2 separate regions of the Homo sapiens genome follow, and region 1 is linked to region 2. A link is a loop called in an ENCODE intact Hi-C map of the cell type or tissue named here. Cell type or tissue: pancreas. All regions are shown on one strand. Links, peaks and the distances in the headings refer to the core of each region. The heading gives the core; the rest is flanking DNA. Region 1 has its middle 59 kb from the start of MC2R. Region 2 holds the start of MC2R (melanocortin 2 receptor).

Region 1 (5,378 bases), core at 99-5,098, 59 kb before region 2:
TCACAGAATTGGAAAAAACTACTTTAAAGTTCATATGGAACCAAAAAAGAGCCCGCATCGCCAAGTCAATCCTAAGCCAAAAGAACAAAGCTGGAGGCATCACACTACCTGACTTCAAACTATACTACAAGGCTACAGTAACCAAAACAGCATGGTACTGGTACCAAAACAGAGATATAGATCAATGGAACAGAACAGAGCCCTCAGAAATAATGCCGCATATCTACAACTATCTGATCTTTGACAAACCTGACAAAAACAAGCAATGGGGAAAGGATTCCCTATATAATAAATGGTGCTGGGAAAACTGGCTAGCCATATGTAGAAAGCTGAAACTGGATCCCTTCCTTACACCTTATACAAAAATCAATTCAAGATGGATTAAAGATTTAAACGTTAGACCTAAAACCATAAAAACCCTAGAAGAAAACCTAGGCATTACCATTCAGGACATAGGCGTGGGCAAGGACTTCATGTCCAAAACACCAAAAGCAATGGCAACAAAAGCCAAAATTGACAAATGGGATCTAATTAAACTAAAGAGCTTCTGCACAGCAAAAGAAACTACCATCAGAGTGAACAGGCAACCTACAACATGGGAGAAAATTTTCGCAACCTACTCATCTGACAAAGGGCTAATATCCAGAATCTACAATGAACACAAACAAATTTACAAGAAAAAAACAAACAACCCCATCAAAAAGTGGGCGAAGGACATGAAGAGACACTTCTCAAAAGAAGACATTTATGCAGCCAAAAAACACATGAAGAAATGCTCATCATCACTGGCCATCAGAGAAATGCAAATCAAAACCACTATGAGATATCATCTCACACCAGTTAGAATGGCAATCATTAAAAAGTCAGGAAACAACAGGTGCTGGAGAGGATGTGGAGAAATAGGAACACTTTTACACTGTTGGTGGGACTGTAAACTAGTTCAACCATTGTGGAAGTCAGTGTGGCGATTCCTCAGGGATCTAGAACTAGAAATACCATTTGACCCAGCCATCCCATTACTGGGTATATACCCAAAGGACTATAAATCATGCTGCTATAAAGACACATGCACACGTATGTTTATTGCGGCACTATTCACAATAGCAAAGACTTGGAACCAACCCAAATGTCCAACAATGATAGACTGGATTAAGAAAATGTGGCACATATACACCATGGAATACTATGCAGCCATAAAAAATGATGAGTTCATGTCCTTTGTAGGGACATGGATGAAATTGGAAACCATCATTCTCAGTAAACTATCACAAGAACAAAAAACCAAACACCGCATATTCTCACTCATAGGTGGGAATTGAACAATGAGATCACATGGACACAGGAAGGGGAATATCACACTCTGGGGACTGTGGTGGGGTCGGGGGAGGGGGGAGGGATAGCATTGGGAGATATACCTAATGCTAGATGACACGTTAGTGGGTGCAGCGCACCAGCATGGCACATGTATACATATGTAACTAACCTGCACAATGTGCACATGTACCCTAAAACTTAGAGTATAATAAAAAAAAAAACATTAAAAATAAAAAATAAAAAAAATAAAAAAAAGAAAGAAAACTTGTTAACAGAGACCCTGTTTCAGGTAAAAATTTCTGTATCCACTTCTCCAAAGTGGGAGGGGAGGTTGATTTCCTAGCAGAAATCTAAAAGAAGAAGGAGCCGGAGGATGATGACAAAGAAGACCAGAAGGAGGAGGAGGAGGAGGAGGAAATGTCAACATACATAGGGCCAGAACAATTGTGATGCCGTGGGAATGGTGTTACTTGTTGTTTTAGGCAGAGAATAAATGGGCATAAAACTATACATTGGCTGCTCCCCTAAATATCTTGATGTTCTGAAACCTCTAAAATGTTGGTTCTTGCATAATAAAGCCACTTGTGATCCTGCCAAGATTTTCTGTTACAATATTGAAGTGCCATAAGTGCAAAAATCCATCAAAGAGGTGGTAAGAAAATAACAGAGAATTTCAGAGAAAATATCAAGAAGTTGTGCAGCAGAGGAAAGGGATCTCCAATGGGAAGAATCCGATGGCTTCTTTCACCTAAGTCACCTGATACTTCATATAAGGTCAAATATTTTGTGACGTGGAGAAGTGGCTGGGGATTAGCCAACCTGACCAGCCATCATTGAGTCATTGCTGCTTTATGTCAATCATATTTGCTAATGTAAACTTTGATAAGGTTTTGTATTAGTCTTCTAGGGATGCCACAGCAAAATCCTACAGACTGGGCAGCTTAAACAATAGAATTAGTTCTCACAGTTCTGGAGTCTGGAAGCCCAAGACCAAGTTGATCACAGTGTTGGTTCCTCCTGAGGCCTCTCTCCTTGGTTTGCAGATGACCATCCTCTTGCTGTCTCCTCATGTGTCCATCCCCTGGCCTCTGTTTTTTGTCTCCTAATCTCTTCTTCTTATAAGGACATGAGTCATATTGGATCAGGGCACATCCATATGACCTCTCTTTAAAGGCCCTATCTCCAAATACAAACATATTCTGAGGTACCCAGGGTTAGGACTTCGACATATGAACTTCAGAGGGAGAGACACAACTCAACCCCTGGCAGGTTTCCTCCACCACATTTTAATGTTATAAGAAATAATGGTGGGGGCGGGGGAAAGTGAGGAAGAAAATGGGTAAAATATGCAGACCAGGTGGGATGCAAGATCCAGAGAAACCAGGGAAATTAATGTACAGAGTGAATGTGAATATCACAAACTAGATGAAATATTTATCCAGAGACAGTATACCATCTAAAAATGGAAGAGATTATTTCAAATTAGAAGACACTTAACAATGATGGTGGCCTCCAAGATGGCCCATAGGGCCCCCTCCTGGCTTCCACACCACACCCTGGGTCAGCTGCTCCCATAGTGTTGCAAGGCTGGTCAGGGTCCAGGGAATGTCACTTGGAGATTAGGTTATGAAGTCCTGTGGCTTCCGTCTTAGTTGCTCCCTGTTGACTCTCTTTCTCTCTCTCTCTCTGTCTCTTTCCCTCTTCTTCCCCTCTCATGTCTCTTGCTCTGGGCAAAGCATACTGCCCCTTTAGGAGCAGCCTGTGGAGAGGTTTGTGAGAGGAGGAGGTATGTGAAGAGCCTGGAGGTAGATGCTTCAGCCCCAGCTGAGCCTTCAGCTGACCACGGTCCCCACTGAGAGCTGACCATGACCTTTAAGGGACCCTGAGCCAGAACCCCTCAGCTGAGCAGCTCCTCCATTCCCAACCCTCAGAAATGTTGTCAATTGTAAGCAGCCAACTTTTGGAGTAATTTGTTATGCAGTGAGAGAAAACTAATACAACAATCTAAGCTCAACTTGTATTTTATGGATGAAAATATACTTTACTCAATGCACATGCATAATTATATATTCCTCTGTTTATTCATCCCCATTAAAGTATTTTCACTAGACACAGTCCTAAAAAAGCAAGAAAAATATGATTTTAATTTACAGCATAAAATATTTTTTAAAAGGTTTTATTTTTTAACAGTAAGGAAATGTTGAAACAGGAACAGAATTCTAGGAGGATTTTGGTGATTTGCCTGGGATGTTAACTAACGTTCTCCTTCCTGGCTTTACGAGTATTTGAAATTCTGTTATTTATATTTTGTCACAGCATCTCTGTGCTGCTAACTTTAGCTCATAAAATATTATATTTAATTCTCCAACTTCCTTCTTCATACCCTCTGGTTTGTATAAATATTTAACTGAACTCCAGTTTAGATAAGGCAAAATTTCATTACTAGTCTTCATATGAAACATTGTTATCAAATCCCTCACTGACATTTTCTTTTTAATTAAAAAGGTATTTTCAAGACTAAAGTCACATTGCCCAGTTTTGAGCTACAAACCCTCCAGGCATTCTCACAGTGGCTGTCAGCACCATTTTCTAACAAAATGCTGCAAGTTCTGAGACAGCAAGTGAAATAATTTAGCAACCATGAAGACTAAGAAATATCATCAACAAAATGTGTTTACTATGGAAGTGGAGATGTCACATGGTCTGGCCATCTGGAGCCTTTGTTCCCAAGTTTCTCATATCCCCGAGTCCCCAAGCCATACAGTCCTGTCAAGATGTCAGCAAGGCTGGCTCCTTCTGAGGGCTCTAGAGAGAATCCAGGTCGCTCTCCTGCCTCCCAGTGGCTGCCAACAATCCGTGAGTTCCCAGGCTTGAGGATGAACCACTCCACCTCTTTCTCCTGTCTTCACACATCTCTGTCTCCTGTGTCCTCCCTTCTGTCTGCCTCATCTCCCTCTGGATGGCTCTTGTAAGATTTAGGACCCACGCAGGTAACAGGATGATCTCATCTTGAGATCTTTAACTTAGTTACATCTGCAAAGACCCTTTTTTCAATTCATAGCTTCCAGGGATTTGGAGAACTTTAGGAGAAGGGGGCACAATGAAACCTACCACAGAATCTATTTTTCTTCTAAATCCTCAACCCAAATACAAGTGAGCAAGTGCTAGTAGCATTACCTAATTGCTTGCACAATTTTATTTTTCCAATAAGTCCATGGGATCTGTTAGAATTATTTATCTACATTTTACAGATTAAAATGCTGAAGACAAAGTTTACATGATGTATATGACCAAGATCTCACTACTTAAAAGAGAATGAGATATGAATCATTTGCAACAGAGTCCCTGACTTCTTAGCTGCCCAGTTGTAAAGAATTATCAGAATCCAGAGTTGCTTTTGTCGGTCACTGTGAGAGATGATGAAGGCTGCACTGTGCCAAGGAACAGTCTGGTCACCGTAGAAACTTCCTACAGGTCCCCCTTTAGTGCCTCCAATGCCACCCATCATGCAGTCCAGAAGATCATTTTTCAAAAATCTGAAGACAGCTATTATTTCTTTAATGTCTTCATGTCTTCACCTTACTCTCCAGGTTTTATGAACCTCTCCTGATGGCATCTGGTCCTATATTCGTTATGACAGTAGACATTCCTTTTGGGCTGTATCTGCCATGAGGGAGCCTGTAGGACTTGGTGAAGACACTGTCGACTTGGGAACCTTGAAAAGCCTCAGGACTGAACAGTACACACCAGCATCATGGAAGGAGGTGATTTATAGCCCATGATAATTCATGGGAATGTTATCAGGAGAGAAGGGGAGCAGGAATCTACAAATGTGAGCTCTGTCCTCTCTTAGAAGTGTTTGTTTTTGGGAAGTCCACAAAATGACTCGACTCTCCCCTTTGTAGGTCCTTGATATGCTAATATTAAAGATGAGGAAAAAGAAAACCCACCTTTGATGTCCAGAAGCTAATCTAATCTGATCACCACAATGCAGAAATAGAGAAACTCCAGAAGGACATGGCCTGATGGACGAGCTGCGGGCCATACATGTGTACATTGTCATG
Region 2 (5,378 bases), core at 147-5,146:
ATGGGTATGTTCAGTAGATTGGCTGCAGTCAGCAGTCCACTGTGAGTATACACACAAAACATCATATACACCTTAAATATATACAATATTTATTTAAAATTTAAATGTAAATGTTTCATAAGAGCTTGTCCATGCTTGCTGTCTCCTCTCCTCACTTCCCATTTCCTCCTCAAGCAGCTCCCACCAGGCACCCACCTCTACCACTGTCCCGTCTCCCCTCTGGCCCCTACAACCCGTGGAGAGGATCCTTTAAAGCCTGAATCAGGTCATGTCATCCTAGTCCTGACTCCTCATCGTTCTTACAGGAAAGTCTTAAGTGCTATCATGGCCTCTGTAGAGCCACTGAACTTCTCAGATCCCCATCTATAAATGGGGTCTGTAAGGTGACTTCACACATGTGCTGAGAAGATTAAATGTCGAGATATGTACAGCACTGAGAACATTCATCATGGCTGGCACATAGGAAACCCACTGTGGATTCTTACCATTGCTTCCACTGCAGATTTCAGCAAAGACATTTGTGAGTTACCTTCCAACCCCAGCATTTTCTATGTCAGAATGGGGCAGTCCTGCAAACACAAAAGACAGATCCCCGGCCCTGTCTCTTCTTCCTGTCCCCTTCTGTTTCCCCATTGCATCTCCTTTCCCCTTGCTCTGCCTCCCAAGCCTCCCCCACCCTCTCACTCTTTCTCTCTCTCTGCCTCTTTAGCTTTTCCATGAGAGGGACAAGCACTGGGGAGGAAGTTGTATTTGTGAAAGTGACCGAGTTGTATACGATTGTGTGAGAAGAGAAGAAAGGGTGCATACAGAAGCCCTTTGAATGCTCCCTAAAATTCCCCTTTTCCATCGTATCTCTTGGGATGAGAGAGAGACTGGGCTGGTGACGGAATGGTGGCGCAGTTGTAACATGGTCATCAGAGTTCATCTACCAGCATCTCCACTTACAAGTTTGCTTTCCAATGATCACCAGCTGAATGGGTTTCCCTACAGCAAAGATATTTCTTTTAAAATACCACTATTTCAAGAGTGTTTGGACAGGGTTATAACAAAAACCATAGGTATTGGCATATGGTTTTAGATTTCCCTGAGCACTGTTACAAACCTAGTCTGAATTCTCACAACAGCCCGCTTTACACCAGGCAATGGAGTCCTAGAGGCCTGGCACTCAGAACTCTGACCGCGTGTCTTCTGGTTCTAAACTCTGTCATTTCTACTCTGCTCCTTCCAAGAGATTTTTGCCCCCTTTTCTCTAAAAATTGGAGAGAGATGAGCCCCCAAAATGGAAGAACTAAAATAGCAATAGCTACTCTCTTTGCAGGGCTTAGCCAAACCCCTAGGCAACCTTCCCCCTGCTGGAAGTCTCTCCCTGTCCCTCCCAATCAGAGTGGCCCAGGTCCCACCCAGGGGACTGGCCGAGGCTCGCCTCCTCCAGACAGTGTTCCCATTGTCTGCAGCCTGCCTGATGTCCCACTCCCCAGGGCTGGCCACCGGTTTTCCCAATCAGCTAATCAGATCCACAGATCTCTGACAAAGGGCCTCTGCTTCTGCAAGTACAAGGGCTAAGGACGAGTTGTCTCTACTTTTCCAGATAATACAGTAGCTTTCTGGAGGCAATGCCTTGCTTTTCTCTGTTATCTCAACTACATGACTGAAGAGGGAAAGAGGCCTGTGGAACGCCGGGTTTCAGCTGCAGGGCATGTTGCGGAGGCACACACCTACTCAGAAACAGTCGAAGTCTGGGATGATCCTGGGTCCATGAGTTCCTGGGGACAACACGCTTTGCCTCAGTGACAGGCCAGGAAAAGCCACTTTATAAAATTGTGTTTACCCGCCTGGCAAATTCAACTCAGGTCTCTCTCTTTGGTCTTTTCCAGACCACCCACGTGTGAACACTTTTTAGCTTGGGGCGGAAGCTCACATTTCAGAAACAGCCACTGGTTTGGCCCCAGCCCCAAAAACCCAGGACCATCTGGAAACTTGGCCCAATTCCACACTTCAACATTCCTGTTGCTGTGACTGACACCAACAGTAGCCCTTCCCTGCAGGCCCCGGCAGGCAGAAAACACACAGCATTGCACCCTAAAATGGAAGAATTTTGCTTTGAATGATGGCTCTTATCTATGGCGGTTTCTGTGAAGTTTTTGGACGGAGAAGCATTGGCAGAACACAGGGTTTTTTTCTTGTCTGGACCCATGCGTCATATGTGCACTTGAGCACACAGTTCCCTCACTCTCATTGTTTAGTCTTGTGAAATAGGGATAATGGGGCTATTCCCTTCTTCTTAATGAAACTAATGAGCCAAATATTTGCAAGATATATCAAGAAGTTTGCTAGAAGTTTTAAAACAAATTCTTCCAAAACCATTTTCTCAAAAACCTGATTTATTTAATTCCTTAGTTCTTTTTGGAAATAAATGCAACTCTAAAGTGGCATTTAAAAAGAGCAAGATGACAATTCCATAATCTGCTAGAAACATTGTCATAAACATTGGAAGTAACCTTGACTAGCTGAGCTCATGGAAATTATGTCTTCATCTGCCTGTGTCTTTCCATTTCTCTAACTTCACATTACCAGAAATGCACAGTTCATGTGGGATGACATTTATTCAAGGTAATGATAACAATCTAGCTGTATCTCCGGTGATGCATGTGTTCCGGCCCTTCCCGGCCCAAGGTCCACTTGCTTGCTTTTCTCTCCGAGCTCATTCCTTCTCATTCATTTTGCCCAGAAAGTTCCTGCTTCAGAGCTGAAGGTAAGTACATTTTCCACTAATTCCTCAGCTTGCTAAGTGCTTTTGGACCATGAATAGAGCAGCTAGGAACAAATCTGAGAAGAGGTACTATTCAGAATTCCTCCAAATAGCTCATCTTTTTAATTATGGGCTTTCATCCTTCCTAAGGGAGTTTATTATTTTTCTAATTAAACTACTACAATGAAGGCTATTACCTTTTTGTCTAGCTAAAACAATCTTCCCTATTAATGAATTTATTGGCTTCTCTAGTACTCTTCAAATTGTCATTGAGCTCTATTCAAGGACTACAGCCAGTTTTTTCCTAATAGAATTAGGGGTGAAACAAATCATGCTTCTATTATCACTTCTGGAGTTAGCCCCTTCACCTGATCAGCTTGTCTAGGTGTAAGAGTGCGGGGGTTTTAGCGCCACAAAGACGTGGGCATGCGGCAGCTTCCTGAACCTCAGGCATTGGTGTCTAAGCAACTCCACCATCCACACGTGTGACGTTACAGTTCTGGGAGATGCACGCACACTTTCTGTGCCTTTCTCAACCACTAGCTCAGTCAGCCTCCACCTTCCTAGGCAGCAACACGGGGTGCAGGATAAACAATAACTAAAAGCATACTGATTATCACATACTCCTGCAAAGTGTTTGCACCCAGAAAGCATGCAGTCACTGCCATCATGAGGGGCTCACACCTTCCTTTGGCTGGCTCTGTCGGGGGGCACATGTTACCTAGAAAAGAGGCCCAGGCATTCGATTAAACAGCTCTTCTTCATATTTCAGTTTGTCTAAGCTGCCTTCAGATAACTGTCCCCATTCTTCACTTACACACACACACTCATACACACACATATACACACATACACGTGCACACTTGTAAACATACATACATACATGCATGCAAAAAGTCCAAAAGGGATAGGAATGGGAAAGGGGTACAAAGGGGTCCAGAGAGTACAGCCTTGAGCAGATCAGAAGGAGGAGTGCTCCTCACATGCCCTCCCCACCCCATCCCCGGAGTGGGAGTGAAGCGGTGGTCACAGGCTCTGCTCACACATTCATGCCTAGATCAAGCTGTACCGAACCCTTATGTGCTGGGCCTTGTTGCAAGCCTAAGTCAGAGTGGAGCCTCCTGGAGCCCCGGCGCTGAGGACAGCGCACACTGAGACAACACTTCACACTAGCTCCCAGACAGGACACACACCCACAAAGAGCTGTGGGAGCAGGGAGACGGGAGCCCTCACCCTGCCTTTGGGACACCGCTTAGGCCGCGGCAGGGGTGGAGGAGGGCATGAACCAGGGTAATGGGGTAGATAAGCTCCAAAGCCATCCTGACTTCTCAGTGGATCCTGAATCTCTGGCAGAGGAGGTTTTTGCTCAGCAGCAAATTGCCCTCTCACTGCCTCAGAGCAACTTAAGACATCTTAAAAAAAAAAAAAAATCCTATTCTTTACCTTGTTAATGATCCCAGGTATGTTTCCTATGGAATCCTTAGTGTCTAATACATTTTAATGAGAGCTTTCTTGTCTGTGTAAGCCACATTCCTTGCCTTCATTAGGCAAATATAATTGCTGTGGGCCAGGTTGTCTGCAGGGCTCAGCCTCAGACATGGTCAGGGCAGGTCTTATCCTAAGGAACTCAGATCCATCTGCAGGGTTTTCATGTGAATAATGCCGTTGTAGAAATAAGAACAAACAGCTACAGGTGCATAGACGGGCAGCAATCCTGGGCTCCCTTGGGATGCGGGGGCAGTGGAAGAGAGTCTGTACTTGGGCAAGGACACAGTGCTGAGTGTGAGAAGTGAGGAAGGACGTGTCCAGGCCCAGGGAGAGAGAACGTGTGAACAGACAGGCAAGCGCTGGTGCAGACCCACCCAGTGGGCCTTAAAGTGTGGTGGAGTCCTAAAGTCTTAACTTCTCTGTTCTCTGACTATGAGCCGCCAGGGTACAAAATTTGGAAGATGGTTTTAAAGTAAGTTCTCAACTCAAAATATGCGTGTGCCAAGCGCTGTGCTAGCAGCATGGGTAACGCACAGAGCCTGACTTGGTGGGAGAACAACATGTGCAAACTACAGAGACTAATCAACCTAGTAGGTGTCCCAGCATCAAAACCTGGGGGCAGCAAGCGTTTGTGTGAGCAGCACAGCCGTGGCAGGGAAAGGTCCGAGTGGGTCACACTGGCAGGAAGGCACCGTGGAGGAAGCCTGCCATGAGCAGTGAAGCTCAGAGGACGGGAGATGTGAGCGGGTGGAAGGTGGTGGTCCAGGTGAGGCTGTGCAGGGAGCTGAGCATCACACTGATTTCCAACCAGAACACTCCAGCCTGGGCTTCATGCCTCCCTAGCTGTGAGCTCCTGCAAAAGCTTCCATTCTCGGGACTTTCCTTCGCTCGTCCTAAGATGTGATCACATTGTCATTCATGCCTAATTTCCAGTCTTGTGTATATTAAAAAAGAAATTATACTGTAAGCAGCAGTTCTCTGTGAAGTGTCGGAAAAGCTGTAAACCTGCCCAGCGGCCTGCAAGATGATCACACCGAGAGATGCTTCTGCCTGTGCCCGGCATGGGGAAAAAGAATAAAGCCACCCCCAAAATAAGGCTCCCTTGAAGGCCTCTCATAATTGAGCCTATGCGGAATTCAAA

Evidence for each region. Hi-C counts contacts between places; a loop is a spot of excess contacts. Peaks named below come from ENCODE experiments on the same cell type or tissue, not always from the same donor. Only the 100,000 strongest peaks of a DNase experiment are listed, where the experiment ranks them.
Region 1: a loop joins it to region 2, with 6 times the contacts of the local background. A loop is called at or near these places in 3 of 110 quality-filtered maps.

The regions. Positions count from the first base shown.
Region 1 is chr18:13,972,018-13,977,395 of GRCh38, reverse strand. No RefSeq gene overlaps it. Among named protein-coding and RNA genes, the nearest start is that of MC2R, 59 kb to the right of the region's middle. In pancreas, for the core only: no CTCF peak of the experiment used is centred there; no DNase peak of the experiment used is centred there.
Region 2 is chr18:13,912,862-13,918,239 of GRCh38, reverse strand. MC2R (melanocortin 2 receptor) reads left to right here and starts at 2,704. Exons shown (of 2, transcript NM_000529.2): 1 at 2,704-2,752. In pancreas, for the core only: no CTCF peak of the experiment used is centred there; no DNase peak of the experiment used is centred there.